Regions from separate parts of the Homo sapiens genome. Here region 1 is linked to region 2. A link is a contact called in ENCODE Hi-C or POLR2A ChIA-PET data. All regions are on one chromosome and are shown on one strand. Each heading gives the region's core, a stretch centred on a gene start or an enhancer-like site at or near the end of the contact. The rest is flanking DNA. Distances are from core to core; before and after follow the strand shown. Region 1 holds the start of IPO11-LRRC70 (IPO11-LRRC70 readthrough). Region 2 holds the start of ZSWIM6 (zinc finger SWIM-type containing 6).

What was found. Hi-C counts contacts between places; a loop is a spot of excess contacts on that map. ChIA-PET counts read pairs that join two places held with the same protein, here RNA polymerase II (POLR2A). Pooled maps may share reads with other maps.
Region 1: a pooled map shows a loop between it and region 2 (8-fold over the local background). The contact joins the promoter of IPO11-LRRC70 here to the promoter of ZSWIM6 in region 2. A Hi-C loop is called at or near these places in 6 of 50 pooled maps. POLR2A ChIA-PET finds 5 or more read pairs at or near these places in 2 of 52 experiments (Panc1 and T-cell).

What each region holds. Positions count from the first base shown.
Region 1 is chr5:62,576,992-62,582,927 of GRCh38, forward strand. IPO11-LRRC70 (IPO11-LRRC70 readthrough) reads left to right here and starts at 1,744. Exons shown (of 4, transcript NR_073584.1): 1 at 1,744-1,944. All of the region lies in intron 27 of IPO11 (importin 11), which reads left to right. LRRC70 (leucine rich repeat containing 70) reads left to right here and starts at 1,828. Exons shown (of 2, transcript NM_181506.5): 1 at 1,828-1,944; 2 at 2,410-4,455. The coding sequence starts at 2,448. The coding sequence ends at 4,316.
Region 2 is chr5:61,329,163-61,334,746 of GRCh38, forward strand. It overlaps ZSWIM6 (zinc finger SWIM-type containing 6), which reads left to right and starts at 3,096. Exons shown (of 14, transcript NM_020928.2): 1 at 3,096-3,786. The coding sequence starts at 3,111. It overlaps LOC105378994 (a long non-coding RNA gene), which reads right to left and starts at 3,054. Exons shown (of 2, transcript XR_007058781.1): 1 at 2,978-3,054. RefSeq lists an enhancer at 1,186-1,756 and silencers at 1,561-2,140, 2,171-2,240, 2,451-2,850, 2,961-3,100, 3,881-3,990 and 2 more.

The DNA.
Region 1 (5,936 bases), core at 494-2,993, 1.2 Mb after region 2:
AATGAGTCAATTTCCTGGAAAGAAATAGAAGACTAATTTAAGAGGTTGAGCGTAGTGTTCAGTAATAGTTGTAATGAACATTAGTAATCAGAAAAGGATAATGAGGAATCATTGTTGATCAGTTGTCTCTAAGAACAGCAACTCCTAAATGAACAGAAAGACTAAACTTTGTTTTGCTGGAGATAGGAATTTTTTTTTAAACCATTCAACCTGAGAGTTACAGTGTACTATTTATATTTGCTTGTTTTGTTGAAGTCAGTTTAGTTTCCTTCAGTTTTTAGAATGTGAGAAGTGAGATTTTATTTTGTCATTTTTCCTTAATACAGTTTCCTAAAAATTTTACCTTTGCATCCTAATAAGTGTTCTTTACTGCTTTGGATATTTTTGGCATAAAGAACAAAATTAATTCATACTCTGGTTATATTACTTTGTGGGTTTTTTCTCTTTAATTTTATTTTTATTTCAAAGGACCCTTTCTCTGAATTTTTCCCAAGAAATTGAAAAATCCATGGGACAAGCTTCATATCACCTTGTATATTATTGGAAGTACTAAACAAAATGGACCTGAGAAACATAGCCCCTACCTCAAATTCATATCATTTCTGTCACTTGTTTTGTTTTCCATTTTTAATGCATAAAATAGCAATAACAGTAACCAGCCATAATGGATAGGTGTAAGAATCATAAGTCATTTTGATAACGATCTGCTATCCAGTATGCATTGCTGAATTTTTAGTCATAGAAAGATAATGCTAGGTATTATTTCAGCTTTCTAATATGGACATAATTCATATTATTTCTAAAGTAATTGTTGATGTGAAATGAAACTGCTTTAATATCAAAGGAGAGTTGTATACAATTATATAACTTGATATTTTAGGAATATTATCAGGCTATTAGTAATATTAATAAAAGTCAGAATTAGAAAGCTTAAGCAACTAGCTTAAAGTTAATGAAAGAAAGTTAATGACTGAACAATATATAATATAAACAATTTATATCCGATTCTTTAAATTCTTGAAAAATGACGTTAAAAAATTCTCCATTTTTGTTCTAAAAGATTCAAACTGATACAGATATATATAGGGCGAAACATCGCCTCTTTTACTCTCCCCAATTTTTCTTGCAAAGATAACCTATGTCAGTAAGTTGGTATGCAGCTTCTTAACATCTTATAACCCAACACAACCAATTAGTGCGTTACTACTAATTAGTAGCTTACTACCAATTAGTACCTCACGTATTAAGTAGTACTCAGTATTTTTTGCAACCAAAAATATTTTGAAAATTTTAAAAAGAGCACTGGAGGATAATATAACAACATTTATGTTCATTCTAAATTTTTTCCCCTATTTTTATTAAAGGAATAAAGCATAAAGTTTAAGTCTTCAATGCGTATTTAACACAACATAAATATTTTATTCATTAAAAAGTTTACAAAAAATTGTATTACTCGATATACATCTTATTTGAACTAGCCTTTTCCATTCAGTAGCTATGTTGTTTGATAGCTAGAGTCTGTTGATTGATATTTGGGTTCTGAATAACTAATGTTTTCAAGTATCCTTTAAAAACTATTATTTTTATATTATAGGAGATATTTCAATGTGTATATTAGGAAAACTCTAACTGCATTCTGAAAAAATAAGTTCCTGAGATTTCCGTTCAGCAATACTTTTGAAACACAGATAAAATTACTTCCTGTCTCTTAGCTTCCTGTATCCATGGCAACCTCTGTTTTACACATTGACTGTAAAGGAACCAATGTGAAGAGTGGTGTTTCCTGAGCAAACGGTGACTTAAAAAAAAAAAAAAAAAAGTGGTGGGGTGGAGGTCAGCAGTGCCACAGAACAAACTGGAGTTAAGAAATGTCGTTCTTCAGATTTAAAAAGAAAACCTTTACTGAATCAGCTGAGTGTTAATAATACGAATTTCCTTTTCTTGGTAAGATTATTTACTTAAATATGAACTTCTAGCTGACATGAAAAATAGTTCTGTGAAAAACTGTAATTTAGAATTTAATTGTTCTGTAGTGAATTTGTATTTTCATAAATTATAATGTTATTTGATATTAGACTTTATGTTGTTAAAGGGACATATTAAATTCAAAGATTCTCATTCCTACATCATTTGTCACCTGTGTTGTAATCAATTGTAATTTTTAAGTTAACTTAGCAAATGTTTCATTAATCTGAACTATTTTGTCAAATAGTGGGTTAATGGCCTGATCATGTTAATAATTCTAGAACGTATTCCATACTCATTATTTTTTGCTATTACCATGGTATGATTTATGATAGTATTATTGGCTGATCCTAATTAAAATAGAATACAGAAGTTATAGTATTATAAAAAAAATTCATTTGATGAAGTTTTCGTGATTTAAAGCTTTACCTTCTCTTTTTATAGCCAATTCTGATCTGAACAGAAAATCCAAGAACAGGGATATGTGTGGATTACAGTTTTCTCTGCCTTGCCTACGACTGTTTCTGGTTGTTACCTGTTATCTTTTATTATTACTCCACAAAGAAATACTTGGATGTTCGTCTGTTTGTCAGCTCTGCACTGGGAGACAAATTAACTGCCGTAACTTAGGCCTTTCGAGTATTCCTAAGAATTTTCCTGAAAGTACAGTTTTTCTGTATCTGACTGGGAATAATATATCTTATATAAATGAAAGTGAATTAACAGGACTTCATTCTCTTGTAGCATTGTATTTGGATAATTCTAACATTCTGTATGTATATCCAAAAGCCTTTGTTCAATTGAGGCATCTATATTTTCTATTTCTAAATAATAATTTCATCAAACGCTTAGATCCTGGAATATTTAAGGGACTTTTAAATCTTCGTAATTTATATTTACAGTATAATCAGGTATCTTTTGTTCCGAGAGGAGTATTTAATGATCTAGTTTCAGTTCAGTACTTAAATCTACAAAGGAATCGCCTCACTGTCCTTGGGAGTGGTACCTTTGTTGGTATGGTTGCTCTTCGGATACTTGATTTATCAAACAATAACATTTTGAGGATATCAGAATCAGGCTTTCAACATCTTGAAAACCTTGCTTGTTTGTATTTAGGAAGTAATAATTTAACAAAAGTACCATCAAATGCCTTTGAAGTACTTAAAAGTCTTAGAAGACTTTCTTTGTCTCATAATCCTATTGAAGCAATACAGCCCTTTGCATTTAAAGGACTTGCCAATCTGGAATACCTCCTCCTGAAAAATTCAAGAATTAGGAATGTTACTAGGGATGGGTTTAGTGGAATTAATAATCTTAAACATTTGATCTTAAGTCATAATGATTTAGAGAATTTAAATTCTGACACATTCAGTTTGTTAAAGAATTTAATTTACCTTAAGTTAGATAGAAACAGAATAATTAGCATTGATAATGATACATTTGAAAATATGGGAGCATCTTTGAAGATCCTTAATCTGTCATTTAATAATCTTACAGCCTTGCATCCAAGGGTCCTTAAGCCGTTGTCTTCATTGATTCATCTTCAGGCAAATTCTAATCCTTGGGAATGTAACTGCAAACTTTTGGGCCTTCGAGACTGGCTAGCATCTTCAGCCATTACTCTAAACATCTATTGTCAGAATCCCCCATCCATGCGTGGCAGAGCATTACGTTATATTAACATTACAAATTGTGTTACATCTTCAATAAATGTATCCAGAGCTTGGGCTGTTGTAAAATCTCCTCATATTCATCACAAGACTACTGCGCTAATGATGGCCTGGCATAAAGTAACCACAAATGGCAGTCCTCTGGAAAATACTGAGACTGAGAACATTACTTTCTGGGAACGAATTCCTACTTCACCTGCTGGTAGATTTTTTCAAGAGAATGCCTTTGGTAATCCATTAGAGACTACAGCAGTGTTACCTGTGCAAATACAACTTACTACTTCTGTTACCTTGAACTTGGAAAAAAACAGTGCTCTACCGAATGATGCTGCTTCAATGTCAGGGAAAACATCTCTAATTTGTACACAAGAAGTTGAGAAGTTGAATGAGGCTTTTGACATTTTGCTAGCTTTTTTCATCTTAGCTTGTGTTTTAATCATTTTTTTGATCTACAAAGTTGTTCAGTTTAAACAAAAACTAAAGGCATCAGAAAACTCAAGGGAAAATAGACTTGAATACTACAGCTTTTATCAGTCAGCAAGGTATAATGTAACTGCCTCAATTTGTAACACTTCCCCAAATTCTCTAGAAAGTCCTGGCTTGGAGCAGATTCGACTTCATAAACAAATTGTTCCTGAAAATGAGGCACAGGTCATTCTTTTTGAACATTCTGCTTTATAACTCAACTAAATATTGTCTATAAGAAACTTCAGTGCCATGGACATGATTTAAACTGAAACCTCCTTATATAATTATATACTTTAGTTGGAAATATAATGAATTATATGAGGTTAGCATTATTAAAATATGTTTTTAATAATTTGTGAACAGTGTATTCATTTAGCAAATATTTTCTTTGATATATACTGTATTAAGTAATAATAGCTAACATTTCTGTGTATCAAGCACTGTGCCAAATATTTCACATTTCACATTTAATCTGTGAATAGTCTTGAAAGGTGGCACTATTTATACTTTACAGGTGAGGAAACTTAAAGTTTAAGTAACTATGCCAAATTCTCACAGCTTGTAACACTTTTTGGGCCTCTCTGACTAGAGTTCATGCTTTCAGTTTTATACTATATTGCTGCTTTGGTTCTAGGATTGTGATATGAAAAAAATAGACGTGGTTCTTATTCTAGGTAGAGCTTGAAATTTAGAGGAGGAGATATATGGTTACTGCACAGTGCGATGATAAGTACTGTACTTGGAGATGCTGTTGAGTATAACATTTGTGGAGGTGAGAGATGGCTTTATGAAGAAAGTGACATCAAAACTGGATCACGAAGAATAAATAGAAATTAGCCCAGTGAAGAGAGCTGAGTAACATCGTGTCAGAGGGGTTAACAGAAGAAAACCTGCTGCTTTTCAGGAACTAAAATTCAGTACAGCTGGTGTCGTGAATGATGGTGTGCGATTTAAAGCCCGAAAGAGAGATCAGGTGATGAAAGCTTTATAGTTACATGCTTTATCTTGAGGGCAACAGAGAGCCATTGAAGGATTTTTAAGCAGTAGAGTGAAATGATTAGATTTACCCTTTAGAAATTTCCCTCTTTCTGGAAGGAACAATAAAACCGGAGCCAGAATTAGGTGAGTAGGAATCTGAATTGCTAATCCAGGGGAAAGATGCTAGAGGCCTGGGCCAGGATACTGGCAAAAAGGATGGATGGATCCAGAGGTACTTTGAAAGTAAAATGAACTGCCTTGGTGATTGGTTGAGGCGTGGCAGGGGAGGGAGAAGTCAAAGATGTTAGGTTTTTGGCTTAGGCAGTTTTGTGCTGTATTCACTAAGCTAGGGAAAGAAAAGGGGTGGGGCAAAATAATGAGTCAGTTTTAGACAGATTGAATCTGAGGTTCTTATTAGATCTCCACATGGAAATATATATCATGCAGAAATTCAGAAGCGAGGTCTTATGGTAAAGGCCAATATTTCTTAAACTTTCATCTGTCCAGTACACTGGAAATGTATGATGCACCCTTTACAGTAACAATAACCATTTAAGCTGTGGTTTTGGGAGATAGGTAAGTGGGGAAGAATAAGACCTTGTAGAAGTTGAGAGAGTCCCTAGGAGATATTAGTGCCCTTGATTAAGAATCTTTAATATAGATGGTAATTGAAGTCATAGAAGTAATATAATGGTTTTCTTTATTAGCAAAAATTTGTACTTGCAGAATATTTGTACTGCAGAATATTAGGGATTATAGTAAGTGCCTATGCTTGTTGGTTAGTTAATAGTGACCTGAACCACAAATATGTATTTAAAATTTTTTCTTAATATATTTGAGAGAAAATCAGAAAGG
Region 2 (5,584 bases), core at 1,846-4,345:
AAATGTACTTTAGGAAGCACAGCAGCTGGGTGGAGGATGATTTGGAGGAGGAAAGGCTATACAGACACACCAGGGAGGAGGCTCCTGCAGAGTGAAGAGGAGGAATAATTGACTGTGAGCAGCCAGAGGGGCTGGGATAGACAATACAAGTCAACTGTGGGAGTTACAGGAAAGAGGCAAAGGCAGAGGAAAAAGCTTGGGGCCCTGGGAACAGGTGGCAACAGTATCAAAAATATAACGAAAGAAGAGAACCTGGATTCTAGGGAAAGGTGGTTCTTTGGGTTTGAGGTGGCCGTGGGCATCCTGGTGGTGATGGAAAAGTGAGCTGGCCACCAGGAAGAAATACGTGAGCCAGAGAGGGAGATGATACTTTAGGAAACGGTTATAGGGTGGGTGGTGGAAACTCTCCAAGTGGTGGATCAAGCAAAATGAAGAGGACCGTGATAGGCTGCAGGGCAGGGTATACATTAAACAGTTTGAAGGAAGATAAACAAAAAAGAGGGAAAAGAGGAGTTGGAGACACTGGAGGGATGGCAGAATTCCGGGAAACTCAGAGAGGGGCCCAGTTCAAGAGGAGGTCAGTAATCAGCGCCAGAGAGTGCAGGGAGGGCCGGCTGGGTCAGGCTGAACTGGTGGCCCCTCATTTGTCTCTGAATTAGAGAGCTTATAATAGATCCCTCCAGCAAACGACGGTGCCTTAAATCCAGTCTCTTGCTCGTTATAATAACGAAAGCTCTAAAAGTTAGGCACCTCCAAAGGTACCTACTTCCCTGTTCAATGTGAATTAATCTCTTCTACTAACAACCCCTATGACCCTGAATGAGTCATTTATCCTGTCTGGGGGCACCAGTTTTGTCATCGCTGACTTTCCAGTTCAGTGATTCTATGTGTTTATGTGTGAAAATGCTTGCTAATCTACACATTATACAAGCCTAAGTCGTATCATGAACTTCTGAAGAGAATAGAGCCCAACTTGTGTTTTACTTTTAAACTTACTGTCTTCTATACCTATGTTTTACACAATTATAAGATTATTCTTATTTTTAAAGAGATCTAGAAATGAAACCCCTGAAAGAGACTTCTCCCTCTACTTGCCCATAAAGATCCTCCAGTTTTCCGCACAGGCTTTTTCCTAGACATGGAGGAAGTGCCCAGAAAAATACTGGACGGATATACAAAAACATAATGCCACAAAAATTTTCCTAACAAGTAAGGCAGCTGCGGAAAGTCGGCCAGCGTCCCGACCCCAGGGACCTGCAGCCTGGGACTTGTGAAGGCCCACTGTGTAGCTCGAGGTTTCCAGGGCCTCGGCCCCGAATGGGCGATTTTCTTTAAAACGCCGAAGCGCGCTATCCCTTTAAATCCAGGCTGCAAGGCAGGCGGGTGGGGAGCAGCCAATAACCTTAAAAGATGCGAAAGTGTCAAAGGAGATACAGTTTATCTCCAACAATGGGAGCGGATCAGCACCACTGTTTACAGTAAAAACAGAAGGTGGGGCTGGGAGGAAGCCTGTCTCCGACGCGGTAATTAAGTCTGCGGCTTGGAAGCAGATTTGACCGAGCTCTGTGGAGCGCGAACAATGTCCGCAGGGCTCCAGGTTCAGAGAGGGACTCGCTTCTCCGCCTTCGCCCGCGTCCAGGCACCAGCGAGCTGCACTCTGCACTCGCTCTCCCTGGTCCACCCCTACACTGCCCGGACCCGAGGGGACTGGCCCTGCGGGCGCCGCCAAGGCGACTGAGAGCGCGGCGCGCGTCCCGAGCGCCTGGACTCCGCGCAGCCGGGCGCCGCGCACCCGGGTGCCGGGGTGGGAGCCGGGCCGCAGACCCAAGTGCGCCCGAAGCCGCCGTCCGCCGCCTGGCACGCCGTCTGCCGCCTGCTGGGCGATGTGTGCGCGAGCCCGTGGGGCTTGCGCGCGCCCTGCGGCGTGTGTACTCACAAAGGTGTGTCTGCTAACCCCACAGCCCGGGCTGCGTTCCACCCCGAGCTGGAGAAACCCCGGCCTGGAGCGGGGCCTTGTCCGCGCGGCCGCGGGGGCGACAAGGGCGGCCGGAGCTCCTCGACTTCTAGCGGGCGGGTCGGTTTCCTGGCCCGAGGGGCTGAGGCAGCGAGGGCGGGACGGTGGCAGCCGGCACCGGACGCGGGTCGCGCGGCTGCTGGGCACGTTCCGAGCGCTCTGCGTGTTTTCGGGCACAGCCCTGCAGCCGAGACAGAACGGACGCGGGGCTCGGGGATGGGCGCACTGCAGCCACGCGGGGTTAGCAGAGCGGGCGCGCTCCTTCCACACCAGGTCTGCAAAAGTGAAGTGGAAAGCCGCCGCCGAACGCAGCCATCCTCCCCCTTCCCCGCTGCAGCTTCGGCGGGTGGTGGGGAGAGCTCCCCTGGACCGGCTGGAGGGGAAGCTGGCAGGCGCTCGGGTTTGGCCGCGCCTCCTCCGCCTTCCTCTCCACCCGCGTCCCCCGGGGTCCATGCCGCATTTCTTTGTTTTGAAAGCGCCTCCTCCGCCCAGAGGCTTTTCCCCCGAAGGGCAGGGGGACGGGGGGGGTGGGGCATCGGCCCGTGGGCCCCGCCCTCCATTTAGCTCAGAACCCTCCCCTTCGCTCACCCCCTCTTCTCCCCTTTCCTCCCCCGCTGCGACCCACGAGGCGCATCCTCACTTCTCGGACTTCAAAGAGAAGCTGAGAACTGGAGGGGGAAGTGGGGTAGGCAGGGGGCGCAGAGACCCACCCACCTCAGGCCCGGCCCGGCGGCCCGCCCCCTCCCACGGGAACCCCGCCTGACCCCGCCCTCCCCCGCGTCACAGCAGCCTGACATTCTCACAACCCACCGGGCACCAAAACGGCCCGCCCCCGCCACCCCCGTGTCCGCCAAGCGCTCTATTTATGTTTCAGCCCAGCGATTTGCATAGGCCCCGCCCCCGGCCCTAGGTTCCCCCTATCAGAGCCCCGCCCCAGCTTCTGCGTCACAGCGGAGGCCCCACCTCTTGTGCCCATACAAGGAGCGGCGGGCCCTAGATGGCATCGTGGCGTCGCGACGGCGTGTGCGTGTCGCGCTTCCTAGTGCCGTTTATAGGGTCCCGGCACTTCCGCTGTCGGGTTAGAAGCGGCGCGGTCATGGCGGAGCGCGGACAGCAGCCTCCTCCCGCGAAACGGCTTTGCTGCCGGCCGGGCGGCGGCGGCGGCGGCGGGGGCAGCAGCGGCGGCGGCGGCGGCGCGGGTGGCGGCTACAGCTCTGCCTGTCGGCCAGGCCCGCGGGCGGGTGGCGCGGCGGCGGCGGCGGCGTGCGGGGGCGGCGCGGCGCTGGGGTTGCTGCCGCCGGGCAAGACCCAGAGCCCCGAGTCGCTGCTGGACATCGCGGCGCGCAGGGTGGCGGAGAAGTGGCCGTTCCAGCGCGTGGAGGAGCGCTTTGAGCGCATCCCGGAGCCGGTGCAGCGCCGCATAGTCTATTGGTCCTTCCCCCGCAGCGAGCGGGAGATCTGCATGTACTCGTCCTTCAACACCGGCGGCGGCGCCGCGGGCGGCCCCGGCGACGACAGCGGTGGCGGCGGCGGCGCGGGCGGCGGCGGCGGCGGCGGCTCCTCGTCTTCCCCGGCCGCAACCTCGGCGGCCGCAACCTCGGCCGCCGCCGCCGCTGCCGCCGCCGCCGCCGCCGCCGCCGCCGCCGCGGGGGCCGGGGCCCCGTCGGTGGGGGCTGCCGGGGCGGCGGACGGCGGCGACGAGACGCGGCTGCCTTTCCGCCGGGGCATCGCGCTGTTGGAAAGCGGCTGCGTAGACAACGTCCTGCAAGTCGGTGAGTCACGGGGCAGCCGCGAGCCGTCTGTCCGTCCGTCAGTCCCTGGGTGGGGGGGGGGTGCCCGCCTTTCTCCTGCGGACAGCCCCTAGTTCCGCGCGCGCCCGCACCCCTGCGGGTGTCCTCACTGGCCCGGACGGTCCTCCTGAGCGGAGCGCCCATTTCCTCCCTCCCTTCCCTGCCCCCCGTCGCCCCGGACGGGCCAGCGCGAGTGGGAAATGAATCAGCAGGACGCGCCCCTCCGTGGGCTCCGCGCCCCCGGCCCGCGCTCCCCTACCCGCCCTCCTCCGGGGAGCACATCCTGGAGGGCTGTTCGCCGGTTTCGGGGGTGGATGTGGACAAAGGCGCGGGCGGACGGCCGGCCTCCGGCGAGGGTGTGTGTGGCGGGGCTGTGCGGGGCGGGGGAGGGGGCGCGGGCCGCAGACAATGCCGGCCGCGGCCCGGCCGCTCGGCGCTCCCCCCCTCTCCCACTGCCTGTCGCTCGCTCCTTTTTCTTTCTGGCCCCCGCCCCACGCGATTTGAGGGGAGGGGAATACACTTAAAGCCGCTCGGCCGCCGCTCCTCCCAGGGCTCCGACGGGCGAGCGGCCGCGGCGCTCCCGGGTCGCTGTGGCGTCTGGCCCGGGCGAGCTCCACTGGCCGCCCGGGGTTTAAATGTCGTTTTCTTTGCGCCTCCTCAGTCTCCAAGCGGCGCAGAGGAGAGGTGGCGGCGGACCGGACTCCGTCTCCGGAGGGACATCTCGCCCGTAGGACGCTTACTAATTAAAGGGCGCGAGCCTGAGGAGGAGCTGCTAGCGCTTCCCTTTTCTCTGAAGCTGCCTCCAGACACCCCTGTGCGGGCCGCGGCGCAGCCCTTGTGCCCCGCCGCCCGAGTTTTGTTTGCGCTGTGTGGTCAGGTCGTGGTGCCCCGGGCGAGCCGCGGTCGGCAGTTGCGGATTTGCCGCTCGCAGCCAAAGGGGCGAGCGGGCTGCAGGAGCGCGAGGCAGAGGGCTCGGCGGCCGCTCCCGCGTCCCCGCGGCGCGGCAGCCCGGCACGACCCAGCACTTTGTTCTCATTTTCAGGTTTTTTTGTGCCCCTTTCAGTTTTCTGTCACCCTCCGAAAAGGAGAAACCAAACAAAAGAGTCTCTTTCTTTTCAGGGCTTGTAAAGTAGAATATATTTGACAAAGGCGAGAGAAGGACTTGTGATTTAGAGCTGCACAGCCTTCCTTTCTCTGACAGATCCTGAGAGTTTTCTCAAATACCTTAGTTTAAAAGTGTCTCCTGTTCCCCCTCCCCTAAAATGTTCTTTTTCCCCTGTCCAGATCTTTTTCAGCCATAGCGATGGGAATGTTTGAGCCAGACTGAAAAGAACAATGCTGTAGTGAAACTTCCCATTTTTTTCTCCTGATTGCAAATGGCATATTTTCTGACCCCCTCCCATGTTAGTGTACTTGAAATTGTAGCATGGTGAACCCGGCACCGAATGAATGGGGATAGATTTGGACGCATCTCTATCTCTTTGATTGTTAACTTAATCCTTTTTCTCTTTCTGTAGTCAGTTCCTTTTATCCTTCTTTTCTTTGGAAGTGGGGTGGGGGTCTGGATAGGGTCCCCAAGAAAGAATTAAGATTTGTTTTAATCCTGTCTGGTTAATTTGAATTCTAATGCCATCTGCAAACGTGGTTTTCTGCATGGTCATTTATTTCCAAAGGCAGCCCCCAGTGTTGCCTTTTCTATGTTGGGCACTCTTTCCTTCTGTCTAGAGGGGGTTTAGCTTTTGAGGCTATTCATCTATCCTTTTTTCCTTAAAACAAATCT